Regions from separate parts of the Homo sapiens genome. Here all the other regions are linked to region 1. A link is a loop called in an ENCODE intact Hi-C map of the cell type or tissue named here. Cell type or tissue: CD4-positive, alpha-beta T cell. All regions are shown on one strand. Each heading gives the region's core, and the rest is flanking DNA. Links, peaks and the distances in the headings are about the cores only. Region 1 overlaps ZNF487 (zinc finger protein 487). Region 2 overlaps HNRNPF (heterogeneous nuclear ribonucleoprotein F). Region 3 holds the start of LOC283028 (a long non-coding RNA gene).

What was found. Peaks named below come from ENCODE experiments on the same cell type or tissue, not always from the same donor. Only the 100,000 strongest peaks of a DNase experiment are listed, where the experiment ranks them.
Region 2: it touches region 1 in a loop (6-fold over the local background); 95 of 110 quality-filtered maps call a loop at or near these places.
Region 3: it touches region 1 in a loop (7-fold over the local background); 6 of 110 quality-filtered maps call a loop at or near these places.

The regions. Positions count from the first base shown.
Region 1 is chr10:43,457,587-43,467,394 of GRCh38, reverse strand. All of the region lies in intron 1 of ZNF487 (zinc finger protein 487), which reads right to left. It also overlaps the pseudogene RNU7-193P. Among named protein-coding and RNA genes, the nearest start is that of ZNF487, 25 kb to the right of the region's middle. RefSeq lists enhancers at 2,495-3,158, 8,897-9,452. In CD4-positive, alpha-beta T cell, for the core only: CTCF peaks have their summits at 5,124 and 5,323 (motif pointing right); a DNase peak (open chromatin) is centred at 5,334.
Region 2 is chr10:43,386,911-43,396,718 of GRCh38, reverse strand. HNRNPF (heterogeneous nuclear ribonucleoprotein F) reads left to right here. Exons shown (of 4, transcript NM_001098204.2): 2 at 129-263; 3 at 2,031-2,089; 4 at 8,783-9,808. The coding sequence starts at 8,835. Among named protein-coding and RNA genes, the nearest start is that of HNRNPF, 17 kb to the left of the region's middle. RefSeq lists enhancers at 53-322, 495-1,382, 8,991-9,490, 9,491-9,808. In CD4-positive, alpha-beta T cell, for the core only: CTCF peaks have their summits at 5,602 and 5,801 (motif pointing left); a DNase peak (open chromatin) is centred at 5,818; H3K27ac peaks cover 1,372 bases.
Region 3 is chr10:42,747,809-42,757,616 of GRCh38, reverse strand. It overlaps LOC283028 (a long non-coding RNA gene), which reads left to right and starts at 2,414. Exons shown (of 1, transcript NR_136644.1): 1 at 2,414-6,433. It overlaps LOC105378269 (a long non-coding RNA gene), which reads right to left and starts at 2,475. Exons shown (of 2, transcript NR_134498.1): 1 at 2,192-2,475. It also overlaps the pseudogene DUXAP3. RefSeq lists a silencer at 1,562-1,856. In CD4-positive, alpha-beta T cell, for the core only: a CTCF peak has its summit at 4,300; DNase peaks (open chromatin) are centred at 3,156 and 4,276; H3K4me3 peaks cover 1,485 bases; H3K27me3 peaks cover 2,969 bases.

The sequences.
Region 1 (9,808 bases), core at 3,346-8,345:
TGTCTCTACTAAAAATACAAAAATTAGCCAGGCGTGGTGGCGTGCACCTGTAGTCCCAGCTAGTCGGGAGGCTGAGGCAGAAGAATCACTTGAACCCGCGAGGCAGAGGTTGCAGTGAGCCAAGATTGTGCCACTGCACTCCAGCCTGGGCGACACAGCAAGACTCCGTCTCAAAAAAAGAAAAATAAAAAATAAAACTTGAAAGTCAAAATTACTCCTTGGCCGGGTGCGGCGGCTCATGCTTATAATCCTAGCACTATGGGAGGCTGAGGCAGGCAGATCACTTGAGGACAAGAGTTCAAGACCAGCCTGGTCAACATGATGAAACCCCATCTCTACTAAAAAAAAAATACAAAACAATTAGCTGGGTGTGGCAGCAGGCACCTGTAATCTCAGCTACTGAGGAGGCTGCGGCAGGAGAATCGCCAAACCTAGGAGGTGGAGGTTGCAGTGAGCCAAGATCACGCCATTGCAATCCAGCCTGGACAACAAGAGCTAAACTGTCTCAAAAAAAAAATTACTCCTTGATCCATGGGCTGTAGAATGGATGCATGCTAGTAAGCATGAAAACAACATTAATTTCATACCTCATAGCTCTTATGTGACTAGCTTGTCAATGAGCAGTAACATTTTGAAAGAAATATTTTTTCTGAACATTAGGACTCAATAATTTGTTTAAAATAATCAGTAAACCAGCTGGGCATGGTGGCTCACGCCTGTAATCCCAGCACTATGGGATGCCGAGGCGGGTGGATCACAAGGTCAGGAGTTGGAGACCAGCCTGACAAACATGGTGAAACCCCGTCTCTACTAATAATACAAAAATTAGCTGGGTGTGGTGGTGCGCACCTGTAATCCCAGCTACTCAGGAGGCTGAGGCAGGAGAATCAATTGAACCCAGGAGGCGGAGGTTGCAGTGAGCTGAGATCACACCACTGTACTCCAGCCTGGGTGACAAAGCAAGACTCCATCTCAAAAAAAAAAAAAAGAAAGAAAGAAAAAAAGAAAAGAAAACAAAAATTCAGTAAACCATGCTATAAACAAATATGCCAGCCAGGCACAGTGGCTCATGCCTGTAATCCTAGTACTTTGGGAGGCTGAGACGGGTAGATCACCTGAGATCAGGAGTTGGAGACCAGCCTGGCCAACATGGTGAAACCCTGTCTCTACTAAAAATACAAACAAGCTCCAGCTCCCTCTCCCTCTCCCTCTCTTTCCACGGTCTCCCTCTGATGCCGAGCCGAAGCTGGACTGTACTGCTGCCATCTCGGCTCACTGCAACCTCCCTGCCTGATTCTCCTGCTTCAGCCTGCCGAGTGCCTGTGATTGCAGGCGCGCACCGCCACGCCTGACTGGTTTTCGTATTTTTTTGGTGGAGACGGGGTTTCGCTGGGTTGGCCGGGCTGGTCTCCAGCTCCTAACTGCGAGTGATCCCCCAGCCTCGGCCTCCCGAGGTGCCGGGATTGCAGACAGAGTCTCGTTCACTCAGTGCTCAATGGTGCCCAGGCTGGAGTGCAGTGGCGTGATCTCGGCTCGCTACAACCTCCACATCCCAGCCGCCTGCCTTGGCCTCCCAAAGTGCCGAGATTGCAGCCTCTGCTCGGCGGCCACCCCATCTGGGAAGTGAGGAGCGTCTCTGCCTGGCCGCCCATCGTCTGGGATGTGAGGAGCCCCTCTGCCTGGCTGCCCAGTCTGGAAAGTGAGGAGCGTCTCTGCCCGCCCGCCATCCCATCTAGGAAGTGAGGAGCGCCTCTTCCCGGCTGCCATCCCATCTAGGAAGTGAGGAGCGTCTCTGCCCGGCCGCCCATCATCTGAGTTGTGGGGAGCACCTCTGCCCCGCCGCCCCGTCAGGGATGTGAGGAGCGCCTCTGCCCGGCCACGACCCCGTCTGGGAGGTGAGGAGCGTCTCTGCCCGGCCGCCCCGTCTGAGAAGCGAGGAGACCCTCTGCCCGGCAGCTGCCCCATCTGAGAAGTGAGGAGCCCCTCCGCCCGGCAGCCGCCCCGTCTGAGAAGTGAGGAGCCCCTCCGCCCGGCAGCCACCCCGTCTGGGAAGTGAGGAGCGTCTCCGCCCGGCAGCCACCCGGTCCGGGAGGGAGGTGGGGATCAGCCCCCGCCAGGCCAGCCGCCCCGTCCGGGAGGGAGGTGAGGGGATCAGCCCCCCACCCAGCCAGCCGCCCCGTCCAGGAGGGAGGTGGGGGGGTCAGCCCCCCGCCCGGCCAGCCGCCCCTTCCGGGAGGGAGGTGGGCGGGTCAGCCCCCCGCCCGGCCAGCCGCCCCATCCGGGAGGGAGGTGGGGGGGTCAGCCCCCCGCCCGGCCAGCCGCCCCGGGAGGGAGGTGGGGGGGGTCAGCCCCCCGCCCGGCCAGCCGCCCCGTCCGGGAGGGAGGTGGGGGGGTCAGCCCCCGCCCAGCCAGCCGCCCCATCCGGGAGGTGAGGGGCGCCTCTGCCCGGCCGCCCCTACTGGGAAGTGAGGAGCCCCTCTGCCCGGCCACCACCCCGTCTGGGAGGTGTACCCAACAGCTCATTAAGAACGGGCCATGATGACGATGGCGGTTTTGTGGAATAGAAAAGGGGGAAAGGTGGGGAAAAGATTGAGAAATTGGATGGTTGCTGTGTCTGTGTAGAAAGAAGTAGACATGGCAGACTTTTCATTTTGTTCTGTACTAAGAAGAATTCTGCCTTGGGATCCTGTTGATCTATGACCTTACCCCCAACCCTGTGCTCTCTGAAACATGTGCTGTGTCAACTCAGGGTTAAATGGATTAAGGGCGGTGCAAGATGTGCTTTGTTAAACAGATGCTTGAAGGCAGCATGCTCATCAAGAGTCATCACCACTCCCTAATCTCAAGTACCCAGGGACACAAACACTGCGGAAGGCCGCAGGGTCCTCTGCCTAGGAAAACCAGAGACCTTTGTTCACTTGTTTATCTGCTGACCTTCCCTCCACTATTGTCCTATGACCCTGCCAAATCCCCCTCTGCGAGAAACACCCAAGAATGATCAATAAAAAAAAATAATAATAATAAATAAAATAAAAATACAAACAATTAGCCGGGCATGGTGGCACACACCTGTAATCCCAGCTACCCAGGAGGCTGAGACAGAAGAATCACTTGAACCAGGAGGCAGAGGTTTCAGTGAGCCAAGATCATGCCACTGCACTCCAGCCTGGGTGACACAGTGAGACGTTGTCTCAAAACAAAAAAAAAAAAAAGAAAAAAAAAGTTTTCCTTTGCATTTACATTTGGGCTGTTCGGCACAAGAGGCCTAATTTAGGCCTGTCTTGGCTTTTGATATATGCCTTCCTCATTAAGCTTAAGTATTTCTAGCTTCTGATTTAAAGTGAGAGATGTATGACTCTTCCTCTCACTGGAACACTGAGAGGCCACTGCAGGGTAGTTACCTACCCTAATTTCAATATTGTTGTGTCTCAAGGAATAGGGAGGCCAGAGGAAAGGGAGAGAGAAAGGGGAACAGCCAGTCAGTGAAGCAGTCAGAACACAGGCAACATTTGTTAATTTTAACCATCTTATATACGGTCAAAACAATTACAATAATAATAACAGAAATCACAGATCACAGATTGCCATAATAGATAATAAAAAAAAGTCTGAAATAGGGCAAGAATTACCAAAATGTGACCCAGAGACACAACATGAGCACATGCTAAAAAAAAAAAAAAAAGAAAGAAAGAAAAACAGTTGTGAGGCTAGGTGAGGTGGCTCGTGCCTACAGTCCCAGAGCTCTGGGGGACCAAGGTGGGATGGGAAGATCACTTGATGCCAGGAGTTCAAGACCAACCTGGGCAACATAGTGAGACCAAGTTTCCACCAAAAAAAAAAAATTTTTTTTTTTTTTCGAGACAGTGTTTCACTCTGAAACCCAGACTGCAATGCAGTGGCATGATCTCGGCTCACTGCAACCTTAGCCTCCCGGGTTCAAGCAATTTTCCTGCCTCAGCCTCCCGAGTAGCTGGGACTACAAGTGTGCACCACCACGCCTGGCTAATTTTTATATTTTTAGTAGAGACAGGGTTTCGCCATGTTGGCCAGGCTGGTCTCAAACTAATGACCTCAGGTGATCCACCTGCCTCGGCTTCCCAAAGTGCTGGGATTACAGGCATGAGCCATCCGCCTGGCCCAAAAAGAAAATTTTTTTTTTTGAGATGGAGTTTTGCTCTTGTTGCCCAGGCTGGATTGCAATGGCGTGAACTCGGCTCACCGCAACCTCTGCCTCCTGGGTTCAAGCAATTCTCCTGCCACAGCCTCCCGAGCAGCTGGGATTACAGGCATGTACCACCTCACCCAGCTAATTTTGTATTTTTAGTAGAGACAGGGTTTCTCCATGTTGGTCAGGCTGGTCTCAAACTCCCGACCTCAGTTGATCCACCCGCCTTGGCATCCCCAAGTGCTGGGATTACAGACATGAGCCACCGCACCTGGCCAAAAAAAATTTTTTAATTAGCCAGGCATAGCCAGGCATGGCTGTGGTCCCAGCTACTCAGGGGGCTGAGGCAGGAGGATCCCCTGAGTCGAAGAGTTCAAGGTTACAATGAGCTAAGATCATGCCACTGCACTCCAGCCTGGGTGACAACATGAGACCCCTATCTCTATTTATAAAAAAAAAAAGAAAGAAAAAAAAAAGGCCGGATGCAGTGGCTCATGCCTGTAATCCCAGCACTTCAAGAAGCTGAGGCAGGTGGATCACGAGGTCAAGAGATCGTGACCATCCTGGCCAACATGGTGAAACCCCACCTCTACTAAAAATACAAAAATTAGCTGGGTATGGTGGTGCACACCTGTAGTCCCAGCTACTCAGGAGGCTGAGGCAGAAGAGTCGCTTGAACCCAGGAGGCCAAGGTTGCAGTGAGCTGAGATCACGCCACTGCACTCCAGCCTGGTGACAGAGGGAGACTCTGTCTCAAAAAAAAAAAAAAAAATGTTGTCTACAGATTTGCTCAATGCCGGGTTTCCACAAACTTTTAATTGTTAAAAAAAGAAAAAAGAAAAAAGAAAAAAAAGCACAATATCTGCAAAGTACATTAAAGCAAGGGACAATAAAACGAGGTGTGCCTGTAATCAATGATTACGTGGCTAGAAAGCCACGTAAGAGGGTTCAGGCATAGTAGTTCAACCCTACAATCCCAGCACTTCGGGAGGCAGAGGTTGCAGTAATCTGGGGTCGTGCCACTGCACTCCAGCCTGGGCAACAGAGCAAGACTCCATCTCAAAAACAAACAAACAGAAAGAGTAATTCACTAGATAATTTTTAAAAAAGAAAGTCATGTTAAGAGGAAGACTGAAGATTTCACCACTAGAGGTCACTGCTGACCTTAACTAAAAGGACTGGGATAGAATTAAGGCTTTGAGTTCACTACAGACCAACCTTGGAGATAAAGAGACAAAAAGCAAAGTAAACTGTGAACAATTTTTGGTCTGAATGGGGTTATGTGAACTAGTGTGTGTGAGACATAGCTTTGCCCTGGAACAAACACACCTGCCACCCACCTGGGGATGACAAATGACAAGGTAGAAACAAACAACTAGGACTTGTATCAAGTTCTAAAGGATAATTTCCCTAATATAAAGAAATTAAATCTATAATTTTAAAATTATTCATAAAGAAAAGCCAGACCCTAGAAAAATTCACTGCTGTAATTTTACAAGCAATTAAGGAATAAATAGCACCAATCTTACACAAGCACTCATGGAGAATAAAGAGAAAACACTAAACATGTTTTCTGAAACAGGCATAAAATTGATATAAACCTAACAAAGGCCGGGGGCAGTGGCTCATACCTGTAATCCCGATGTTTTGGGAGGCCAAGACAGGAGGATCACTTGAGCCCAGGAGTTCAAGACCAGCCTGGGCAACATAGCAAAACACCATCTCTAAAAAAAATACAAAAAAGTAACCAGGCATTATGGTACATGCCTGTAGTCCCAGCTACTCAGGAGGCTGAGATCAGAAGATTGCTTGAGCCCAGGAGTTCAAGGGAGAGGTGAGTTATGATCATCACACCACTGCGCTCCAGCCTGGGTGACAGAGCAAGACCTTGTCTCAAAAAAAAAAAAAAAAAACAAAAGACTGGGCCGGGCATGTTGGCTCACGCCTGTAATCCCAACACTTTGGGAGGCCAAGGCAGGCAGATCACCTGAGGTCAGAAGTTTGAGACCAGCCTGACAAACATGATGAAACCCCATCTCTACTATAAATACAAAAATTAGCCGGGTGTGGTGGCTAACGCCTATAATCCTAGCTACTCAGGAGGCTAAGGCAGGGGAATCGCTTGAACTGGGGAGGTGGAGGTTGCAGTGAGCCGAGATCACGCCATTGCACTCCAGCCTGGGCGATGAGAGCGAAACTCTGTCTCAAAAAAAAAAAAAATTAAGATATTAGAAGAGGCCGGGTGTGATAGCTCACGCCTGTTATCCCAGCACTTTGGGAGACCAAGGTGGTGTTAGATCACTTGAGGCCAGGAGTTCAAGACCAGCCAGGCCAATATGGTGAAACCCTGTCTCTCTAAAAATACAAAAATTAGCCAGTCCTGGTGGTGCCTGCCTGTAATCCCAGATACTTGGGAGGCAGAGGCACAAGAATCGCTTGAACTCGGGAGGCAAAGGTTGCAGTAAGCTGAGATAGGGCCACTACACTCCAGACTAGGCATTAGAGTGAGACTCTTTCTCAAAAAAAAAAAAAGACTTTTAAGAAAGGAAAATAACAGCCAGGCATGGTGGCTCATACCTGTAGTCTCAACACTTTGGGAGGCTGAGGCGGGTGGCATCTGAGGTCAGGAGTTCAAGACCAGCCTGGTCAAGATGGTGAAACCCCATATCTACTAAAAATACAAAAAATTAGCTGGGCATGGTGGCAGACACCTGTAATCTCAGCTACTCAGGAGGCTGAGGTATGAGAATCGCTTGAACCCGGGAGGCAGAGGTTGCCATGAACTGAGATCATGCCACTGCACTCCAGCCTGGGCGACAACTTGGTCTCAAAAAAAAAAAAAAAAAAAAGAAAGAAAGAAAACAACAGACTCTTTCAGGAACAAAGACACAAAAATATCTAACAATTTGTCATGGAATATATTTTAAAAGGATAAAGCAACAATATGACTTTGTTCCTGGAAAATAGGCTGATTTAACATTTGAAAATCAAAACATTAATAAAATTAACTCAATCCATAGGTTAATATCAATCAATCCACTGAAAAAGAATAAAACAATATAATCATCTCAATAATAATTAAATTCATTCTTCTGGTCTATTAGCTAAAAAAATAATAATAATTCAACGGCCGGGCACGGTGGCTCATGCCTATAATCCCAGTACTTTGGGAGGCCAAGGCGGGCAGATCATGAGGTCAGGAGATCGAGACCATCCTGGCTGACACGGTGAAACCCTGTCTCTAACTAAAAATACAAAAAATTAGCTGGGCGTGGTGGCAGGCGCCTGTAGTCCCAGCTACTCGGGAGGCTGAGGCAGGAGAATGGCGTGAACCCAGGAGACAGAGCTTGCAGTGAGCTGAGATTGAGCCACTGCACTCCAGCCTGGACGACAGAGCGAGACTCCATCTCAGAAAATAATAATAATAATAATAATAATAATAATAATAATAATAATAATAAACTCACAGCCTGAGCAACACGGCAAAACCCTGTCTGTACAAAAAATAAACAAATTAGCCAGGCATTGTGCTGTGCACCTGCAGTTCCAGCTACCTGGGAGACTGAAGTCAGAGTTACCTGCAGTGAGCTGTGATCGCAACACTGCACTCCAGACTGCGTGACAGAGTGAGACCTGACTTAAAAATTTTTTTTTAAAAGTTCAATACCCACTGGATGATAAAAAGTCTCAGCAAACCAAGGGCCAGGTGCAGTGGCTCACGCCTGTAATCCCAGCATTTGGGGAGTCCAAGGTGGGTGGATCACCTGAGGTCAGGAGTTCGAGACCAGCCTGGCCAACATGGCAAAACCCTGTCTCTACTAAAAGTACAAAAACTAGCCAGGTGTGGTAGCATACACCTGTAGTCCCGGCTACTTGGGAGGCTGAGGCAGGAGGATCACTTGAACCTGGGAGGCGGAGGATGAAGTGAGCCAAGACCATGCCACTGCACTCTAGCCTGGGAGACAAAGTGAGACTACACCTAAAAAAAGAAAGAAAGAAAGAAAGAAAAAGACTGGATACCTTGGGAACAGCAATAATGAGAGGCAGGAAGAGGAAGAAGACTTCACGGACAAGACAGAAAAGAAATAATTACAGAGGAAGGACTAGATCAGAAACCAACTGAGAAGACATTTTAGGGAGATTAAACATGAGCATCAACTGGACAGAATGCTCAATTAAGGCAAGCACTAAAGTATCCATGACATTTGGATACCCCTACCAGGCAGATCCAGCAAGTCATGTTGTTCAAAATAAGAAAGGGAAATGTGGAGATACTTGCCAGAAAATACAGCTTTAACCTTGCTGTTGTACAATCTACACATACATTTAAGGAGTGTATCTGAAGGTGACATAATCCATTCTTTCATGCAGCTATCCCAGCTTCTATGCCTGGATCAAGCAGGACCATCAGAAAGAGGTCTATGGGACCAAGGTGCCTCCATCCCTAGAAATGTACTGACTGAGTACTCGACCCACACGAAGTACTCAATTACAAGCAGCAGACTGCACTGATTTCTGGTACTCACTGAAAGACTGAAGACTCTCTACTAAGTCATCTACAGGAAGACCGGAAAAACAATGTTTTTTAGACTTCAATGCCAAGAACTGTTTTTTGTTTTTTGTTTTTTGTTTTTAAGGGGCTTTCCAGGGTGAAAGGAAAATAAATCTTGGGGCACCAAAATCACTAAGCTAAAGAGAAAAGTCAAGCTGGGAACTGCTAAGGGCAAACCTGCATCTCACTCTATTTAAAGTTACCCCTCTGCTCACTAAGATAAATGCAAAGCTGATTGCCTCCTTTGAAGAGGCTAATTAGCAACTCAAAAGAATGCAACTATTTGTCTCTTCTGTACCTAAGACCCCGGAAGCCACCTGCCCTTCAAGTTGTCCCACCTTTGATTCCAGTTGTCCTGCCTTTCCGGACTGAACCAATGTTCATCTTACATATATTGATGTCTCATGTCTCCCTAAAATGTACGAAACCAAAGTGTGCTCTGCCCACATTGGCGCATGTCATCAGCACCTCCTGAGGCTGTCATGGGCGCGTGTCCTCAACTTTGGCAAAATAAACTTTCTAAATTAACTGAGGCCTATCTCAGATATTTTGGGTTCACACTGGCAAAAACTGGAAAGCCTGCCAGACAAATTCTAAAAGAGCTGTAACTCTTTTTTTTTGTTTTGTTTTGTTTTTGTTGTTGTTGTTTTTTTATTGAGACGGAGTCTCGCTCTGTTACCCAGGCTGGAGTGCAGTGGCCTGATCTCAGCTCACTGCAAGCTCCGCCTCCCGGGTTCAGGCCAGTCGCCTGCCTCAGCCTCCCGAGTAGCTGGGACTACAGGCGCCCGCCACCACACCCAGCTAATTTTTTGTATTTTTAGTAGAGACGGGGTTTCACCATGTTAGCCAAGATGGTCTCGATCTCCTGACCTCGTGATCCGCCCGCCTCGGCCTCCCAAAGTGCTGGGATTACAGGCATGAGCCACCCTGCCCGGCAAAGAGCTGTAACTCTTAATGTCTCATGAGGAATTTTTTTTTTTTTTTAATTGAGGCGGAGTCTCCCTCTGTTGCCCAGGCTGGAGTGCAGTGGTGTGATCTCGGCTCACTGCAACCTCCAACTCGCGCGTTCAAGCGATCTCATGAGGAATTCT
Region 2 (9,808 bases), core at 2,715-7,714, 70 kb after region 1:
CCGCGGGAACGTCGCCGTCACCTTGTCTCGGGGCCTCGGCGCTGCTTCCCGCCAAAACACGTTTACCGCGCGCCCGGGCCTCCCACCTTGCGGAAGGGACCCCACCACCACTTGGATTTCTGTTGCAGGTTGAGAACAAAAACATGCACCTGGAGTTTCCCCGGAGCCCTCTGCGTGGTTGAGCTTCGGTGGAATTTCGGGGCTCTTGGCTGCCAGCCGCGCTTGCCTGGTAGCAACAGAAACCAGTCCTGCTCGCCTCCGTGGTAAGTCTAGAGCATGAAAGTCCGCGGGCCCGGCCGGGTGGACTTTGGTTTGAGAGTGGAACTAAGTGAGTAATGGGGGCGGCGCGGCCAGACGCGCTCCCAGCCTCCTGGCGAGAGTGCTGCCCGGTTTCCCGGGGGCACGGGAGTGTGTCTAGGAGGGGAGGCCAGGATCCTTCCTCGAGTCCTGTCCTGAACAAAAGAAAACGAGGTGGGTGGTGCTTGAACGGCCCTGTTTACTCTGCAGATAGCCGAACTGGTAGGACTCCGGCGCGCCCTATTTATCTTGATTGGCTCTGCCTGAAGGCAAGCGTTAATCCCGTCCAACCTGTATCACTGCGAAGAGCTCGTTCGGGAGCGCTTTTTGGAAATGCAGATTCTTAGCCCCCACCCAGATCTGTTTTAGGGTTGGTGTTTTAATTATCTAGGTGGCCCCCGTGCAAGCTCGATCTGAAAACCTCCGGGTCCAGTCACCTGGGGGAGCTGAGCAGCCCTCCCCGCCCCCAGCGCTTTCTTGGCGCTGCGGACGGGGAGACCAGACTCTTCCTCTGCGTGCGTTGGCGGTGCGCAGTGGCCGTGGTCTACAGGCTTACAGCGGCTGGTCCATTGGGGTAAATGGGTGTACGTGGGTCTGGTTGCCAGCTTGTGCATGTCCCCAGAGACGCCTCAGGGTGTTGGTCTGTGGATCACGCAGGGATAAACAAGGGCATAAGTGGATCAGATCATTAAGATGACTGGGTTCCACCCTTTAGATCCTTGAACAAGTCGGATTGTTGAAGCCTTTTGAAAACCTGATTCCAGAGTACTTGAAACTGTTTCACCCCTGAATAGGTTTCCTAATAAATGTAATGCTTTCCATTTGTACACCCCCCCAATAGTGTCTTAAGTAATAATCACTGGAAGTTTGCAAGACAAGGCAGATTTGATTATCTTCATGTTAAGACAACAGGTTCAGCATAATTAGCTGGTTTTACTAATTCCACATTTCCAAAACTCAAGCAGCTTAGTTCTCAGAATTCCATAGCCCTCAGCCCGTGTCCTAGTCCTTTGGGGCAGCGTTTTTACTGGGATGTTGGTGATCTAGTGATTATGATGTATGTTCTAGTGAAGCATATTTCAAAGAAGTTACCCAATAAAACTGAAAGTGTCTTTTGGATGTGTCTCCACACTGCTTACAGAGGGGTTCCTATAAATCAGACTGAACAATTTCTAGCAAGCACCCTTGCTCCTTGCCCATGCTATCCCAGTGAAAGAGGGGTCTTAAGGTCAAGTCCCCTGTGGTTGTCACTTCTCCCCCACCCATCTCCCTCCCAAGTGCCCTGCCCCCGATATTTAAATTTCCTCCCAGCACTTAGGGTCCTCAGTGTACAAACTTAGAATTGGGCAGAGGCGGGCGGATCACCTGAGGTCAGGAGTTTGGGACCAGCCTGGCCAACATATTGAAATCCCATTTCTACTAAAAATACAAAAATTCGCTGGGTGGGGTGGTGCACGCCTGTAATACCAGGTACTGAGGCAGGAGAATCTCATCAAGAGTAAATCTCATCAAGATCAATAAGGCGTTTCCCTTTTGTTGTGCTCTGTATTGCCCTGTGAAAAGATAATACTTCCAAAATGCTGTTAGGTGGATGGGGTGTGAGATTTAATTTAAACCCACGGGCTATATAAAGGGCTTCCCAGCTGTTTCTGTCCTTACCTGGAGTTCTGATCCCAGAGCCAGTGCCTAGGATCTGAGACCACACAGCCAATATCGCTCTGTTTTTTTTTTAGGACATTTCATTACCATCCAGAAGTGTCTCCCACTGAAGGCATCCGTGGTTGTTTTTAAGGTAAGCTATTTTAAGAAGAGCCCCTTTTCAGCTGCAGTATTTATATTTGTTATACTCAAATTTGTTTAGCAGCCTGGAGTGAAAAAAGTTTTGTCCCTAACATTAACCTTGAGCAGGACACCACAGGGCTCTTTTCAGCTTGAGTTTTAGTTAATGAAAAGCCTTAGGACTTCTGAGAAATGGAACAGAAAACCAATTCTGGAGTAAAAATAAGCAGTAAGTGTTTTAAGTGTACACATGTGTTTTGGAAAGGAATGGTCTCTTCGCCTTGCCTTCAGAGAGGAAGTAATTTTGCTTCTGAAACATTTCCTGATGCAAAACACTTATGACATGTAAAAGATTAGGCATTTTAAGTAATTCTTCTATGAAATGTTTTTATTTTTTATGCTGCTTGTATGTCTTTTTCAGCCTAGCCAGGCCACTGCCTTCTTGAGGAAGGTGTTGACCCCCCTACACATGGGCAACAGTTAATCCTGGCTAATCTTGGACCAGCTGGGTCAAGTCTGTGCTGAGGATGGGGTCATGGTGGCCAACAAAACAGGCACAAGTTTCTCCCCAGTAGGCTCCTATTGTGGGTTTAAGACCCCTTTAACAACACAAGAGTGCTGTGGTTAGTGTAGAGCATGAGACTTAATTTGGATAATGAGAAGACCTTTGAGAAAGGTGGTGTATTTGAGCTTAGACCTTAAGGATTAGTGGGATTTAGGTAGACAGAAGGTTGAACAGAGTATATTTGGGGAGAGAATTAACCATGAGTGTCAACTATGTGCGTCACATCCCTGAAGGGGCAGAGAGCTTGCCACATTCCAGGAGAAAAAAGGAAGTGATGTGAGCTTAGGTAGAAGAGTGTTGCAGGCAAAAGTTGCAAGGCCTGAGGGACCCCATTGGGCCTGTGGTCCTTGTTCTGAGGTCAGTGGGAAACCACTGAGGACTTGGATGCAGGACAGTAATGAGTTTTAAAAGTACACGTGAGCCGTAGATGGGATTGCAGTAAGGCCTAGCCACTGTGCTTGGAAAACTTTTTTTTTTTTTTGAGATGGAGTTTTGCTCCTGTTGCCTAGGCTGGAGTGCAGTGACGCGACATTGGCTCACCGCAACCTCTGCCTCCCAGGTTCAAGCGATTCTCCTGCCTCAGCCTTCCTGAGTAGCTGGGATTATAGGCATGCGCCACCACGCCTGGCTAATTTTGTATTTTTAGTAGAAACGGAGTTTCTCCATGTTGGTCAGGCTGGTCTTGAACTCCTGACTTCAGGTGACCTGCCCGCCTCAGCCTCCCAAAGTGCTAGGATTACAGGCATGAGCCACTGCGCCCGGCCTATGCTTGGACTTATTTAAAAGATATATCGGTAATCTGGAATTGGCTGTTTGTACATACAGGAATTAGAATAGGAGAAATAACAATATGAGGTACAGAAAGAAAATGACAATTTGATAACTCCCATTACAAAGAAAAGAATTACTGAGTTCATAGGCTGCCATTCAACGTGTTAGGAACAGGGTAGAGCTGTGAGGCACCTTTATTGCTGAGGAAATGGAAGAGTTGAATAGGATTTAGGGATGAGGATACTGTGGAGAATGGGATCACCCAAGGGAGTTGAGTTGATTGGATTTGAGGGCTTGGGAGAAGGTCAAGGATTACTCCAGTTTCCTTCTAGAGCCTCTGGGTGCAGGTAGGGGCAGTCATGTTGCTATTGGAGTGTGACAGAAGAGAGAATGTGAGGTTTAGTTGTGGCACAGAGGAGAACCTGTGGAGTGGAGTTGTGTCTACCCGTCTAGGCTTCAGGGAGCCGAAGACTGGGGGTTTGTGTATCTCCTGACCCTGGAGATGATTATGGAGACCCTGGGAGCAGGTGAGTCCACTGAGAAGAGGACTTGGGCCCAAGCCTGATTCCCTACAGTTAATGGTTAAGGAAGGACTCAGAGACTGTCTAAGGAATTAACTGGAAAACCAACAGTAATTGCCAACAGGAGTGAAAGGGAGAGGATTTCCAGGAAAGAATGGTTAAGTAAGATGAAGATAAAAACATTTGCTCTTTTTCTTGCCATGGAGATCTGTATAGTAGGATCATGCAGTTTTTTTGTTTGTTTTTGTTTTTGAGACGAGTCTCTGTCGCCTAGGCTGGAGTGCAGTGGCACGATCTCAGCTCACTGCAACCTCTGCCTTCCAGGTCCAAGCGATTCTCCTGTCCCAGCGTCTGGAGTAGCTGGGATTACTGGCGCCCGCCACGACGCCTGGCTAATTTTTGTATTTTTAGTAGAGACGGGGTTTCACCATGTTAGCCAGGATGGTCTCGATCTCCTGACCTCATGATCCACCTGCCTCAGCCTCCCAAAGTGCTGGGATTACAGGTGTGAGGCACTGTGCCCGGCCAATTTTTCTGTATTTTTAGTAGAGACAGGGTTTCACTATGTTGGCTAGGCTGGTCTGGAACTCCTGACCTCAAATGATCTGCCTGCCTTGGCCACCCAAAGTGCTGGGATTACAGGCGTGAGCCACTGCGCTCAACCTAGGTGTCCACCACTATGCTCGGCTAATTTTTGTATTTTTGGTAGAGGCGGGATTTCACCATGTTGGTCAGGCTGGTCTTGAACTCCTGGCTCCGGTTATCCACCCTCCTTGACCTCCTAAAGTGCTGGGATTACAGGCGGTGAGCCACCACACGTGGCCTTGATCATGCAGTTTTAATGGAGGGGAGTGGAAGTGACAGTAGAGGCCTTTTGACAAGATTTTGCTGAACAAATCAACAAGTAGCTAGAGGCAAAGTTGGCACAGGGGAGGTATGACATGATTGGGTAGAACTGAGCATGTTTAATTACCAAGTAGACAGGGCTCAGTGGAGAAAGGGGAAAAGGAAAAAAAGAAGAAAGCATGGCTCCGGGGTATGTGAGGTTGGACCCAGAGCAGAGCTGTTGTTCACGATGTCCGCTGTAAGGGGCCCACTACGTGCTTACAAACTCCTGGACTCTGACTTGACTTCACAAAGTCCACTTCCAAGAGTAATGTCAACCAGCTGGAGAGGAGGTGAGAGTCTGTAAGGCTGCCCCAGACATCTGAAGGGCTTTGGACAAGCAGGGTGCTGGGGTAGGACAGTGGGCGATATTGAGGGCCCGCTTACTCTATGGCTGTTCACTCTGATTTTCTTTTTTTTTTCTTGTGTGGTGGGTTTTTTTTTGGAGTTAGTCTCGCTCCGTCACCCGGGCTGGAGTACAATGGTGCGATCTCCACTCACTGAAAACTCCGCTTCCTGGGTTCAGGTGATTCTCTTGCCTCAGCCTCCGTAGTGGCTGGGACTACAGGCGCCCACCACCACGTCCAGGTAATTTTTTTTTTTTTTTTGAGACAGAGTCTTGCACTGTCGCCCAGGCTGGAGTGCAGTGGTGCGATCTTGGCTTACTGCAACCTCTGCCTCCCAGGTTCAAGCGATGCTCCTGCCTCAGCCTCCCAAGTAGCTGGGACTACAGGTGCCCACCATCACGCCCGGCTAGTTTTTTGTATTTTTAGTCGAGACAGAGGTTTTGTCTATTGGAACTCATGATCTCAAGTGGTCCCACCCACCTCGGCCTCCCAAAGTGCTAGGATTATAGGTGGGAGCCACTGTGCCTGGCCTCACCCTGATTTCTACAGTATTTCACAACTTGGGGGCAGCATTAGCCACCAGAGAACATTTGGGAATGTCTGGAGACATTCGGTTGTCAGAACTGGAGGTGGAGGGTGCTACTGGCATCTAGTGGGCAGAGACCAGGGATGCAGCTAAACATCCTACAGTGCCTGGGCCTGCCTCCACAACACAAAGAACTGTCTGGTCCAAAATGTCAGTAGTCCTGAGGCTGAGAAATTGTAGCTTAGAGGCACCGTTTCGCCTGGCTGTGTGCAGCTGAGCCACTCAGTACATCCATGGAGTAGTCAGATATTTGTTTGGAATCTTCCAGAGCTCTGGTTTTACTGGGCGCGTACAGTTAAGAAGTTCATTGAATGAATTCCATGTATTGTGAGGAAGGAATGTAAAATGATACTTGCTCTAAGCTGGATTATGAAGAATGAGGAGAGAAAGAGGCTGTGTGGATAAGGAAGCCAAGGTCTCTACAAAGGAGGGGGATAGCAGTTGTGGTGGAGGGAGTAGGATGTGATTAGGTGGGGTTTCCTGCAGGGAATGGTGAAATCATTGGAGGTAGGAGTCCAGGAGAAAATGGTTAGTGGATTATGGCTTCATCTCCCCTACCCGGAACGATGGCTGGACCTAAGGCTAGGAACAGAACTCGAGGGAGGCCTTCAGATACTTTTCATGAGTGAGGAGCAAGACCAGGGTATGGTCAAAGACAAAAGGACAGGCGGTGCCTAGCCTGACCCAGTGTTGGGAATGGAATTGCATAAGAAGCCCCCACCTGTAATTGAGCTGTCCCAGACCCATTATCCCAAGAGACACAATACAAACTTGCCCTGACTCTCCAAGGAGGAGCTTCTGAACTGTTAGCACAGAATTCCCTCCGTGGACAGGAGAGGAAGAATCTGCTGTGACCTTGCTCTGCCAGATCAGCATGTTGCAGTGGCCATATGCAGGGGATTTAGATAAGGCCCTGGGGAGGCGGAGACCATTACTTTCTAAGGTGGAGGCTAAACCCCAGGGTTTGTTGCAGACCCAAAGCACAGTTTGAGAATTGGGGATAGGATTATTTATGCCCAATCATTTGCCGTTCAGGATTATTTTATAAAAGTTGATGGAGTTTATGTACATAGTCAATAATTTGAGGTGGGCAATGAGCAATCCAGGTTAGGCTCCCCTTGACTCTCTTCCCAGAGGCTTCCATGTTCCACTCTCATTAGCAAGGGTGACATCTTTTAGTTAGGCTGTATACTTTGAAAGCCCTTGCATTCCAAATCACAGTTCGTGAGTAAATGCCGAGTGTTTGGTCTTGGTGATGTGTTCAGGATATCACATACTGTTCTGTTTCATTTGTGCCATTATGCTTGTTATTGGGAGAGGAGACACATCTTGTTATCTTTATAATCTGGTGTAGACACAGGTAAATTTGAAAGATTTACACAATTATCCTTTTAGACGTTGTCAATTTGAAATGATGAAGCACTGTATGATAATATGTCATTATCTGCAATGGCTACATCAAACTTTAAAATTACTAATTTTCCCTGAAGCTAGTGCAGTTGAGCATTTATTTAGTATGAATTTGCTTTTCCTTTTCTTAAATTACACTTACCTTTACTTTTTGTCTGTTTTTTAAATTGTGGGGTTTTCTTATGGAGCTTTTTTCCCCACATGATGAGCCCATATTTCTTGAAAAGGCCACCAGCTATATCTATTATGCTTGATGTAAAATGACACTTTGAAACATTCGATTTCCAGCTGTGCATGGTGGCTCACGCCAGTAATTCCAGCACTTTGGGCAGCTGAGGTGGGCGGATCACCTGAGGTCAGGAGTTCAAGACCAACCTCGCCAACATGGTGAAATCCCGTATCTCCTAAAAGTATAAAAAATTAGCCGTGCGTGGCGGCTGGTGCATGTAATCCCAGCTACTCAGGAGGCTGAGACAGGAGAATTTCGTGAACCCAGGAGGCGGAGGTTGCAGTGAGCCGAGACAGCACCACTGCACTCCAGCCTGGGCGACAGTGAGACTCTTGTCTCAAAAAAAAAAAAAAAAAAAAAAATTCCATATACTCCTATGCTCTTTTTGAGCGTCACCCTTGACAGTGTTCATATAAAAATACGTCTTTGGCCCCATGATACTGCAGTGTTTTTCTTGCTTGTGACTATGTTATAGACCCTGCTGTCTAGGTCAGCTGCTCCTCTTTCTCAGAAGACTGCCTTCCAGTGTGTGGTTGGCCTTACTCTGAGTTTGGACTTCAGGTGCCATGTACCACCCTGGTGGGAAGGGCATTTCTCAGCCCTCTTGCGATTGCCCTTTCTTCCCGATGCCCTCTTCCAGATCTTCAGCACAAGGCAGCAATTCTGCTATATTTTATGTGAACCTGTGAATCATCTGATCTGGTTTCTCCATTTATTTGCAGTGCACATAACTAAGTCTGCTGGTGAATTTGTCTGCTTGTCTGTATATGTCATCAGTTTGGCCTCATACTTGACTGGTATTTAGTTTGAATTGACAATTTAGGAGCAAAATCATAACTCCATAGACAGTGGAAGCCATTGCTGTCTTGTATCCTGGCAACATTACTGCTGATGAGAACACTAGAAAATCTTACCCTATGTTGTGGTTTAAAAACAGCCTGCTATGTTCCCATCCCTTATTTTTACTCATGAAAGTAAAAGTATCCTACCATAGACAAGCAGATTTACTAAATTTACTATTTTACCAAATGTAAGGCGTATAGTTTAGGAGGAACAACTCAGGAGCTCTTATAGGTGAACTGCCACATATTATCATGACAAATATGTGGAATAAATATAACAAGGAAATGCCCTTGCTCTAAACTGACTGAAACTTACATTTCTCTGTGTTCAAGGCACCACATTCACATGCATCGTCCTGTCTTGTAAACTCCTGATTTGTTTTTCAAACTGCCTGTGACTGATAATGTAATTTTTTGAGAGACCTGGAGTTAACTCTTAGCTCTCAATTGTATTTGGTATATTTCTTAATGTCTTGCTACCTCTCTCGTCTGTAAAATGGGGAAAATTTCTGTTGCATACTAAATAAATTTTTCTTTTTTTTTTTTCCAGCCACAAAAAAGCCACACCCAAGATCACCTGACACCCACCCTGACAAGTGTCCATGATGCTGGGCCCTGAGGGAGGTGAAGGCTTTGTGGTCAAGCTCCGTGGCCTGCCCTGGTCCTGCTCTGTTGAGGACGTGCAGAACTTCCTCTCTGACTGCACGATTCATGATGGGGCCGCAGGTGTCCATTTCATCTACACTAGAGAGGGCAGGCAGAGTGGTGAGGCTTTTGTTGAACTTGGATCAGAAGATGATGTAAAAATGGCCCTGAAAAAAGACAGGGAAAGCATGGGACACCGGTACATTGAGGTGTTCAAGTCCCACAGAACCGAGATGGATTGGGTGTTGAAGCACAGTGGTCCCAACAGTGCCGACAGCGCCAACGATGGCTTCGTGCGGCTTCGAGGACTCCCATTTGGATGCACAAAGGAAGAAATTGTTCAGTTCTTCTCAGGGTTGGAAATTGTGCCAAACGGGATCACATTGCCTGTGGACCCCGAAGGCAAGATTACAGGGGAAGCGTTCGTGCAGTTTGCCTCGCAGGAGTTAGCTGAGAAGGCTCTAGGGAAACACAAGGAGAGGATAGGGCACAGGTACATTGAGGTGTTTAAGAGCAGCCAGGAGGAAGTTAGGTCATACTCAGATCCCCCTCTGAAGTTCATGTCCGTGCAGCGGCCAGGGCCCTATGACCGGCCCGGGACTGCCAGGAGGTACATTGGCATCGTGAAGCAGGCAGGCCTGGAAAGGATGAGGCCTGGTGCCTACAGCACAGGCTACGGGGGCTACGAGGAGTACAGTGGCCTCAGTGATGGCTACGGCTTCACCACCGACCTGTTCGGGAGAGACCTCAGCTACTGTCTCTCCGGAATGTATGACCACAGATACGGCGACAGTGAGTTCACAGTGCAGAGCACCACAGGCCACTGTGTCCACATGAGGGGCCTGCCGTACAAAGCGACCGAGAACGACATTTACAACTTCTTCTCTCCTCTCAACCCTGTGAGAGTCCATATTGAGATTGGCCCAGATGG
Region 3 (9,808 bases), core at 1,656-6,655, 710 kb after region 1:
TATAGAGGATCAATAATCATTCTCTTCCTGAGAAAGGAAGCTCTCCTGGGCTGGTTAACCAGGCATCTGGCCACAAGCCTGGTCTAGTGTTGATGGGCTCCAGCAAGTGAGTCATCCCAACTAATTCCCCCTCTTCCAGGTTATCACAACAAGCCCAGCTCCAGAAGTGAAAGAGCTGGCTGCAGATGGGGGTGAGGCCAGATGAAAATGCTTTCGCTCCCCTCAACGGCTGCAGAGGGGGCTCTTGCAAAGGGGGTCATTGAACTGCAGTTTCTTCTGTCTCCAATCCAGAAAGAGCCTGATGGATTGATAAAGGTGTCCTGGGAAAGATTTTCAGTTCAAAGAGACAATCCCCTCCAGGAACTCCAGAAGAATTTTGTCTGGCGTTTAAAGAGTAAGAAGCTGCTGGGTGTGGCAGCTCACACCTGTAATTGTTGTGCTTTGGGAGCTACAGGCAGGAGGATCACTTGAGGCTAGGAGTTAGAGAACAGCCTGGGCAATACAGTGAGACGCTCCCCACTACAAAAAAAGCAAGAATACCCCTCTCTTTACCCCTACTTGAGAGACGTGACTAGAAGGCAGAAAGCTGGCTGTTGACGGGGGAGTCTCTCTCTTCAGGCAGAGGTAGGGCTGCTTCCTGGGACAGAGGCATAGATGGTATTTCTGGCTCTGCAGTTCCTGATGAAGACATACTGGGGCACCCAGGCTAACCTTTGGCAAAACTAGGAGCGGAACTCAGGAGTCCCTGATGCCAGCCTCGCTGATGCGATCCCCCCTCCCCTCCCCCATGTGTCTTGCTCCCTAGCTCCCTCCCCACCAGCTTCCAGGCCAGGACCCCCAGCTGGCTGGTGGAGGATGTCTTCCTCCTCAGCAGCTAGGATTTTTAAGTATTTATAGGAACATGGAACAGATCAGTGGCTGACAGGCCCAAGGAGCGTGCAGGCCCCTTCCCAGAGGTCAGCAGCTTCACTCCCCCTTCCTGCACCCCATCCTGATTTGACGGAACCCAGGATGACAAAGAGGGAGTAGGTGAGCAAGGTATGGGGTGGCAGCCTCCATAGGAGCTCAAAGGATGTATTTGTCCATCTGCCCTGGGCTCAGCTTCCACACTCCGAGTCACTCACATCCCTCCACCCTAGCCGGAGCTCACCTGTGTGCCCACATGACCAAGACCACACTGACCCCAAATGTACAGTTTCAACTCTCAACAATTCACTGTCACACTCACGTGTGTACACACATGCTTTCTAAATTCCACAGCCACATGGATGCTCACAGGCTCACACCTTTGCACACACACAGGCTCACTCACAGACCTACGGGGGGCCCAGATCCCGGTCATTCCCCACAGGTCTTTATAAGGGTTCTGGGAGGGAAACTTGTTTCCTGTCTAAGGTAGGGTGGGAGTGTGTGTGTGGGGGGGGAACGAGAGTGAATGTGAGAGTGCATGTATGTTAGTGTGGGTGTGTATGTGTGTAAGGAGCAGGAGTGACTGGGTCCTGAGTTTAGGGAGTGGGGAAGAGAAAGGAGAGATGGAGACAAGCGTGGACCAAGAGACACTCAGAGCTGACATCCTGGAAGGGAAGCCAGGCTGAGATAAGAGCAAGGCAAAGAAATAGACACCGACAAGGATCAAGCCAGGGCGGGGTAGGGACTGGGGACAGATCCCGCCCCCATGAGAAGCTGTCACATTGTTGCTCAGGTGGCCTGTGACAGCAGCGCCATCTCCAGCTGGAGCCTCCCCTCTCTGGATCTTGTCATTGTAACTTTGCTTTGCTACTTGGGCAGCCAGGAGTGGTGACAGGCAGGGAATATGGTGCCCAGGGCAGTTAGCCATGCCACTCCAGTCCGGCTGCCAACCCACCTGTCACTGCCCATCTCAACACCTGTGGGGGTGGGGGTGGGTACAGATGAAACCGGCGATCAGCTTGGCTACCCTTGCCTCCTAGTGCCACAGTGGAGGCTAGGGGAGCAACCGGCCTTCCTCCCCAAAAGGTGGTCAGGGTTAACCGCACTTTGCCCAGGTCACTGAAGCCTGCAGCTGAGCTTGGGGAGAATGGGCCGTCTCTGCTCCCAGGCACCCAGGAACTACTGGAGAGAGACAGGAACCAGCCTATGAGACAGGGGCTTAAGGAGGAGGTTGGAGAAGACACGCGTTTGGCATAAACCGGGGGCCCCTCTCTGCGCTCACCGAGCCGGCGGCCTGGGCGGTGCTGAGCCTGCCCCTGGCGGCGTTCGCCTGGGACAGCGCCTGAGCGGTGGCCGATCCCACCTGGATGTCCCGGGTCGGCTCCCACCCCACGCCGTCCCCGGCCGCAGTGGGGAGATGCTCGCGCTGGTCCTTGCCATACTTGGCTGCTGCCGGGCTCGGGGTCCCGCGTCGTACACGCCCCATCAGCCCTGGCCACCGCTCCTGAGGGAACGCCCCGGGGAGCCCTTCCGGGCCCCGACGGCTGCGGGCCCCGGAGCCAAGAGAAGAAGCAGGTCCCAGGGCCGACTCCGCAGCAGCATCTCCAGCTTTGTCCGGGAAGCAGAGGCCGCCGCCGGCCACAGTCGTGGGTGAGAAGAAGGGCGCGAGGCGGCCGGGGCTCCTGCCGGGCACCCCAAGTACGCGCCGGGCTTCTCCATGACAGCTGCGGCCCGGGCTGCCTGGGGCCTGGGACTCCGGCGCGGTCCGGCCGCGAGAAAGGCAGGCGCTGCCCCAGTGGGGAAGGGGCAAGGCTGCGGCTCCGGCCACCGGGCGGGGGCACAGAAACGACCCCGGCGCCGTCTGAGCGCCCAGCTCCGTTCCTGCCGCGGCCAAAAGACACCCGAGAGCGCCGGCGGCTGGGGGACCACAGGGCCCTGGAACTCACCAGGCGGCCTCGCGGCGCAAAAGCGGGCGGAGCCAGAGAAGGGGCTCGGCTAGGCGGCCACGCTCCCTCCCCGGAGGGCGGCGGGACTCGGATTTCGCCTCTGGTTTAAAAATTGTGCCTGCGGAGCCCAGGACGCTGGGAGGAGCGTTCTGCGCTCCTCCGGTCGCGGTCTCCGCACTAAACCGACTTCCAGAGCCGCCTCTGCTCCCTGTAGTGGCGGAGGGGCGGGCACCGAAGTCCCACCAAGTCGCAGGTCCTCAGCCTGGGGCATGCTTGCTATGCTCCGGATGCAGGGGGGTACTCTGCCTCTCTGCTCCCTGGGGGCCAAGGCGTGCGCTGCAGGCTGGAGCTGCGGCTCCGAGGCTTCCAGGAGCCCCGGCCCCGCCGTCGGTGGAGAAACGCTGGGGGCTTCGAGGTCGCGGCTTCCGGAAATCCGGTTACTGAGCGGAGTTGGGGGTCAGGTTCCAAAGGGATAGCGCCCCGGGTTGTAATCACCATCTGGCCCGCCGCTCCTGCCGCCGCGAGTCTACAGCGGAGCTATTGGGTGGACCAAGCGGGTGAGGCGCGGGCAGGCAGCGGCTCCGCCTCGTAATCCTCCTCCGACCGGTGCCCAGGGGCTGGCCCCACCTTTCCCTCGGTCACCCACCAACGCCGCTCCCTCGATCCCCAGCACCCCTCCAGGCCCAGTTCGCTTCAGAGGCGCGAGACCCGGAAAACAAGGAAGAAGCGAGCTCAGCCTCAATCCCCGTCCCCACCCCACTTTCGGGGCCGCTGCGCTGGAGAATTGAAGGGGGCGGACCCCGGATTAAAGCCGCTCCCTTCCCAGCCTCGCTCCTCTTTCCTTCTGTCCGTGATGATTTCTTTATTGTCAGGCGAGAGCCAGGCTCCCCGCGCTCACGGGACCGGGCGGTTGGGAGCGGGTTCTGGAGCTCACGCCTGGCGTCGGCGGAGGTGACCCCAGCGCCCTCGCCCGTGCAGGGGAAACAGCTGGTTCCCGCCCGGATGGGGAAACCTGGACTGCGTGGGCTCGGGCGCCTGGCAGGCATGCGGGGCCTCTAAGGCTTGGCCACTGTCACGGGTCCTGTGGTTGTTGCTTCTCCCCTCGCCACGCCCTTCTCCTGGGACGGAGATTCATTCCCTGGCGGGTGTCGGGGACCTGGGCGCAGATTCATTCCCTGGTGGGTGTCGGGGACCTGGCGCTCTTGCAGGGACGCCCCCCGGAGTCTGATACGTGGACTTTAAGATCAGACGCTTCGGGGCCGGGCTGGGAAAAACTGGCGGAAAATATTACAACTCTACTCTCAATGCCAGGCTGTTGTAGAAGCTCCTGGGACAAGCCGTGAAGTCTCCGCAGGAGGCTTCAGAGATATACTAGGCGGCTGCTCAGTTCGCCAAGGACTTTTCCATTGACTCACAAGCGCCGCCTGGAGGAGGAGGCCGCGCTGGACGCGCCGGCGGCGCCTTTGCCTGGGGGAGCGCAGCCCGGAGCTGTGGCGTGGCCGCGCTGGGAGCGGCGTGTCAGAGGCTGGGCCTGGGGACCCGAGGTTGGGCGGGGCGCAGGAGGTGGGCTCAGGGCTCTCCAGAGCACTCCCCTGAGCTGACCCGCAGGACTGCCGGGCCAGTAGGCACGGGGCCCGCGCGGTGACCTGCGGCCTCGAGGCTGGAGCAGCCACTGCAAACGCCGCGCTGGCCCCAAACACTGCGTCCTTGAAATGTTTTAATTAAGAATAATTAATAGGGCCGGGAGTGGAGGCTCAAGCCTGAATCCCCAGCACCTGGCGAGGCCGAGGAGGGAGGATCCCTTGAGCCCAGAGGTTCAAGACTAGCCTGGGCAACACAGTCAGACTCCATCCCTACAAAACAAACAAACGAAAATAAAACAAACGAAACGAAATGAAATTAGCCCGGCGTGGTGGCGCGGGCCTGTGGTCCCAGCTCCTCGGGAGGCTGAAGCAGGAAGATGGCTTGCGACCGCACCACTGCGCTCCAGCCTGGGAGACAGAGCAAGACCCTGTCTCGAAAAATGTGTATGTCTGGGTAAATGTATAGATTTTAAAACTATTTTGAAGGCGGCCTTTTTAACTCTAAACTGACCACTCTGGAGGAGACGCCTGACCCAGAGCGCTTTCCCTAAAGTTCGGTGCCCAAAGTGCACCTTCCCATGGTTGGGGTCTCTGCCTTTCGCCAAGCCTTGCCTCTTGCAGAGGTGGGCTCCATAGTGTCTCCCGCTCCGCCCCAACTGGAGAACAGTGTAAATTGTCGGCCGGGCGCGGGACCTCATGCCTGTAATACCAGCACTTTGGGTGGCTGAGGCGGGCAGATCGCTTGAGGTCAGGAGGTCGACACCAACCTGCCTAAACATGGTGAAACCCCGTCTCTACTAAAACTACAAAAATTAGCCGGGCGTGGTGGCGGGCGCCTGTAATCCCAGCTACTCAGGAGTCTGAGGCAGCAGAATTGCTTGAATCCGGGAGGCGGAGGTTGTAGTGAGCCGAGATCGCGCCACCGCACTCCAGCCTGGGCAACAAGAGTGAGACCGCGTCTTAAAAAAAAAAAAAAAAAAAAAAGAATTGTCAACCAGAGGGAGCGGCAATTCAGAAGCACGCTGAAGCCAAGTCCTCAAGACTAGAAAGCATGAAGCAGGGGAGGCGTTTTGAAAGCTTAAGGACAAAAGACCATGGGCCTGGATGGCTGATTCCGGGATCGGCATCGTAATTTGTTGAGAAGGAGGCCGTGCTGTGCTGCCAGTTATTAATGGGTTTAATCGGTTGATACACAGCCCTACTGGCCTAACCAGTAGCCCAGGGCCCGAGAGGATTTGCAGGTCGTGTCAGAATTTGATTGAAGTTCCTTCCACTTGGCATAAGGAGACACCATCAGCCTGATTGAGAGGGTCATGGTGAGATGGAGCCCGCCAAGGTGGCAGCGCTGAGCTGACCACGCCACGGACCATAGAGTGGGAGCCTTTCCTGCCCCCTTAACCGCAGCTAACATCAAAAGCACTGGTATGGGCTGTCTAACTGGAACCTGAGTTGGTCTTTGTAATTACGATTCTTTTGGGTTTATTTTGCCAGTTCATTATCCACCCCCCTGAAATCAGGCCTCCCAAATTTAGCAGGTGCTGGGGAGGACCCCAGGGAGTGGCTTGTGGGGGCTAGCTGGTGAAACTACCCTTTCCTTTCTGTTCTATGAGTGTGATGGTGTTTGAGAAATATGGGGCTATGGTTCAGGCGCACTTCACATGTGCAAAGATGGAGAAAGCACTCACCTGCACATTTAGGCTCAGAATATTGATTGAAACATTTTGAAATATCAAAAATAAAATGTTATTTTTAAAGTTTCTCTGAGATTTCGCTTAAGTTTTGGTAGATATTCTTAAATTTTAGTGACCTCAGTTTGGGAATTCAGTAAGCCAAATATTGTATCCTTATTATTAGTTATATAGAACTATGCCTTAGACTTTGTTAGAAACTTCTGCTTCAGCTTGACTGACTCATTTTCCATTTCTGGTTGTACAAAATGAACTGACACTTTAATGCTGTGGCCACCTTTAAATAAAGTACAATGTGACAAAAAAATACAAATGTTTTCAGAGATAAATGCATTCTTTGACATCTGAGGTTACAGCAAATCTATTCTTCGCCTGCTTGCTTGTTCAGAGTTGTAATATTTGCTTTGGTGTAGAGCTGAAGACACAAATTGGTAACCAGTGGAATTATATGGCCTCAGACTTATTTATTCTCATCATTTGTTTCGCTCATATGCAAATTTATTCTGTACCAGGAAATGTCAATTTAATTATATTCTACAGTACACAGTGAATCATGTAAAGTTAGTCAAGTTGTAAATACGCTAGAACCATATAAGCTCACAAAAATATATCAGCGCATGATGGGTAAGTGACCTTCCCCTGAGAAAGCATATCTGTTTAACTTGCATGATCTCACCCTTTAGTGTTTACTTCTTTAGTCTACATTTGTTTCTCAGTTTTAAGTATAATCATGATATGAAGAGACAAGTGAAATCACCACAATTTTGTTTCCAAAATGTGAGACCATGCAAATACTGAAATGAGATTGAATATCCAAAATATCAAACCACAATTATGGCTTTGCTTTACTTTTTGCCTGTTTAAGTGACATGTGGCCTACAATAGTTGGTAGGTATTCCTACCACAACCTTGCTTAGAATAGTGGTTGGCTAAATATAAACTTTAGAGATGAAGGTGGTTCTATACCCAGATTTCAGAGTGACTGCTATGTCCACTTTACTTTCTTTAAAATACATATTTTTTTCATTTTCATTTTCATTTTCTTCTTGGTTGACTTACTTTGGCTTAGGGATTTTTTTTTTCCCTTATGATCTCAAGAAATTTTTCTCATTTAAAAAGACATAATCGTGCCAGGTGTGGTGGCTCACGCTTGTAATCCCAGCACTTTGGGAGGCTGAGGTGGGTGGATCACCTGAGGTCAGCAGTTTGAGACCAGCCCGGCCAAAATGATGAAACCTCGTGTCTACTAAAAATACAAAAAATAGCTGGGCGTGGTGGCAGGTGCCTGTAATCCCAGCTACTCAGGAGGCTGAGGCAGGAGAATCGCTTGAACCCAGGAGGCAGAGGTTGCAGTGAGCTGAGATCACGCCATTGGACTCCAGCTGGGTGACAAGAGCGAAACTCTGTCTCAAAAAAAAAAAATTGTAACTTTTCCCATATAAAAAAAAAAAACACAAGATCTGGAATACAGAGAGAAGCATAAAGCTTTGCAGGTCATAGATGTAATCTTCCAGGAAAAATTTCTTTCAGATGTGACCAGAATTGGAAACATATTCCCTGCCGTCAGATAGCACTGGCTTAGGAGATGAATGAGGAGGAGTCTGCAGGCTACCTCGAGGATAAGAAGGAGGCAAAAGGCAAGCACAGGGGCAGCATGCACTCAGACTAGGGCTGCTCCTTCCTGGGCAAGTTTCAGAAACTCACTGACAGAGCTAGAAGCTCCCATAGAGATGAATGCCCACATTTTCCAGATGGGAGAACTGACGCTTAGAAAGGCTGAATGACTTGTCTAAGACTTTGGGGCCAGAACAGGGATCTTATTCCAGTATTTCTTGCATGAAACCATTCTACTTTCCACGTTTCTAATTTATAACTTTTTAAAGGTCATTTTAAAAAGGAAATAACATAAACATCAAGTCTGGAGGCTAGTGGTGGGATTATTCGCATTTATTTTTCCACTTGACTTGACATTTCAGGGCAATAGTGATGCTTAAGTAAAACCAAAATTATCCTGGGAATATAAAAAATAATATATCTGTTTACATTTTGGTGTGGGATGAGTAGAATCTTGTTTTCAAATTCCTTGTTTGAAAGGCTATTAAGAAGAATACATCCTCACTTAACAGTTTTCTAATTCCTTGGTGGTATCCTCTGTCCCTTGGTAACATGTGAAAGTAGAGCACACTTTTCTATTTTTGTTCCTGCTGCACCCCTCATAAGGTGAAGCACGCATAGAGCACTCCCAGGGTCAGTGTGAGCCCAGTACCAGCTCAGGCTGCCGATGATCCAGAGTCGGATTCCACCTTCCACTCAAATGGCAGCCACAGGTAGACGTGCCCATCACAACCAACTCCGTGCGGTAATAATCTCTGTTTATTCTACAAGTGGTTTCCACACGAAAAATGGCACAATGTTTCTCCGAGGATAACTACATAAAAATCAGCATACTTAAATTCACAGCAAATATTCAGACAATTGATGAAAACACTTACCCAAACAGTAATTGTAGACTATGCCTTCTGAATATATTTTTCATAAACTTGCAGTAAGGAATCCTCACAGGCACTGAACAATTCAAAAAACGCAAAGCTGTTTGTTAGAATACTGGTGATTTCAGGTAGAAACTCATGCATATCCTGGTAAGGGTTGAAGTTGCACAGGTGTTTTCATTTGTCAAAGCCCAGAAAACCATAAGCTTTAGATTTGTAAATTATGTTGTATTATATGCAACCTTTCTTTTTAAAAATGAGCTGTAAGTGGTCTCCCAGACAGTAGCTCAGCCTCCAGGACTCTCTTCCATCATGGCCAAAGACACCTCTTCACACAAGATGGTAGCAGCAAATCATAGGTGCAATCACACCAAATTCACAGAAGATCAATTGAAAATCCTCATCAATACCTCCAATCAAAAATCTTACCCAGGTTATGCTATGAAACAAAAACTTGCTTTAGAAATCAATACAGAAGAGTCCAGAAGGCTTGTTTAATGCTTCTAAGACTTTTCAGTGGGTTAGTCTAAATGATAAGTGTATTTTTAAAATTTTTAATAAAAATGTATAATTTTTAAGTAAACCTTTCTGTTAACAGTCTTGATTAGAGGATTTTAATTATGCTTAGAGATAATACATCTGTATCTTCTTCTATTTCATTTGAAAAGTACCACTTTTCAATGTCACACCCATAATGAGGCAGAGTCTAGCTCTGTTGCCCAGGCTGGAGTGCAGTGGCATGATCTCAGCTCACTGCAATCTCCAACTCCCAGGTTCAAGCAATTCCCTACCTCAGCCTCCGGAGTAGCTGGGATTACAGGCACACACCACCACACCTGGCTATTTTTTTGTATTTTTAGTAGAGATGGAGTTTCACCATCTTGGCCAGGCTGGTCTTGAACTCCTGACCTCATGATCCACCCACCTCCATCTCCATCTTCCAAAGTGCTGGGATTACAGGCATGAGCCACCGCGCCTGGCCTTTTTTTTTTTTTTTTTTTTTTTTTTTTTGAGACAGAGTCTCGCTCTGTCACCCAGAATTGAAGAGCTAGGCACAGATTCCAGAAAAGACCAGAACCTGACTTTAGATTCAAGCCACAGCCATGGGCAAGATCAACCTGGTGTGGAATTTCAAAGTAGAGAAGCCAGACAGTGTCATACCACCTATAGCGCCTCTCAATTACACACTCTCA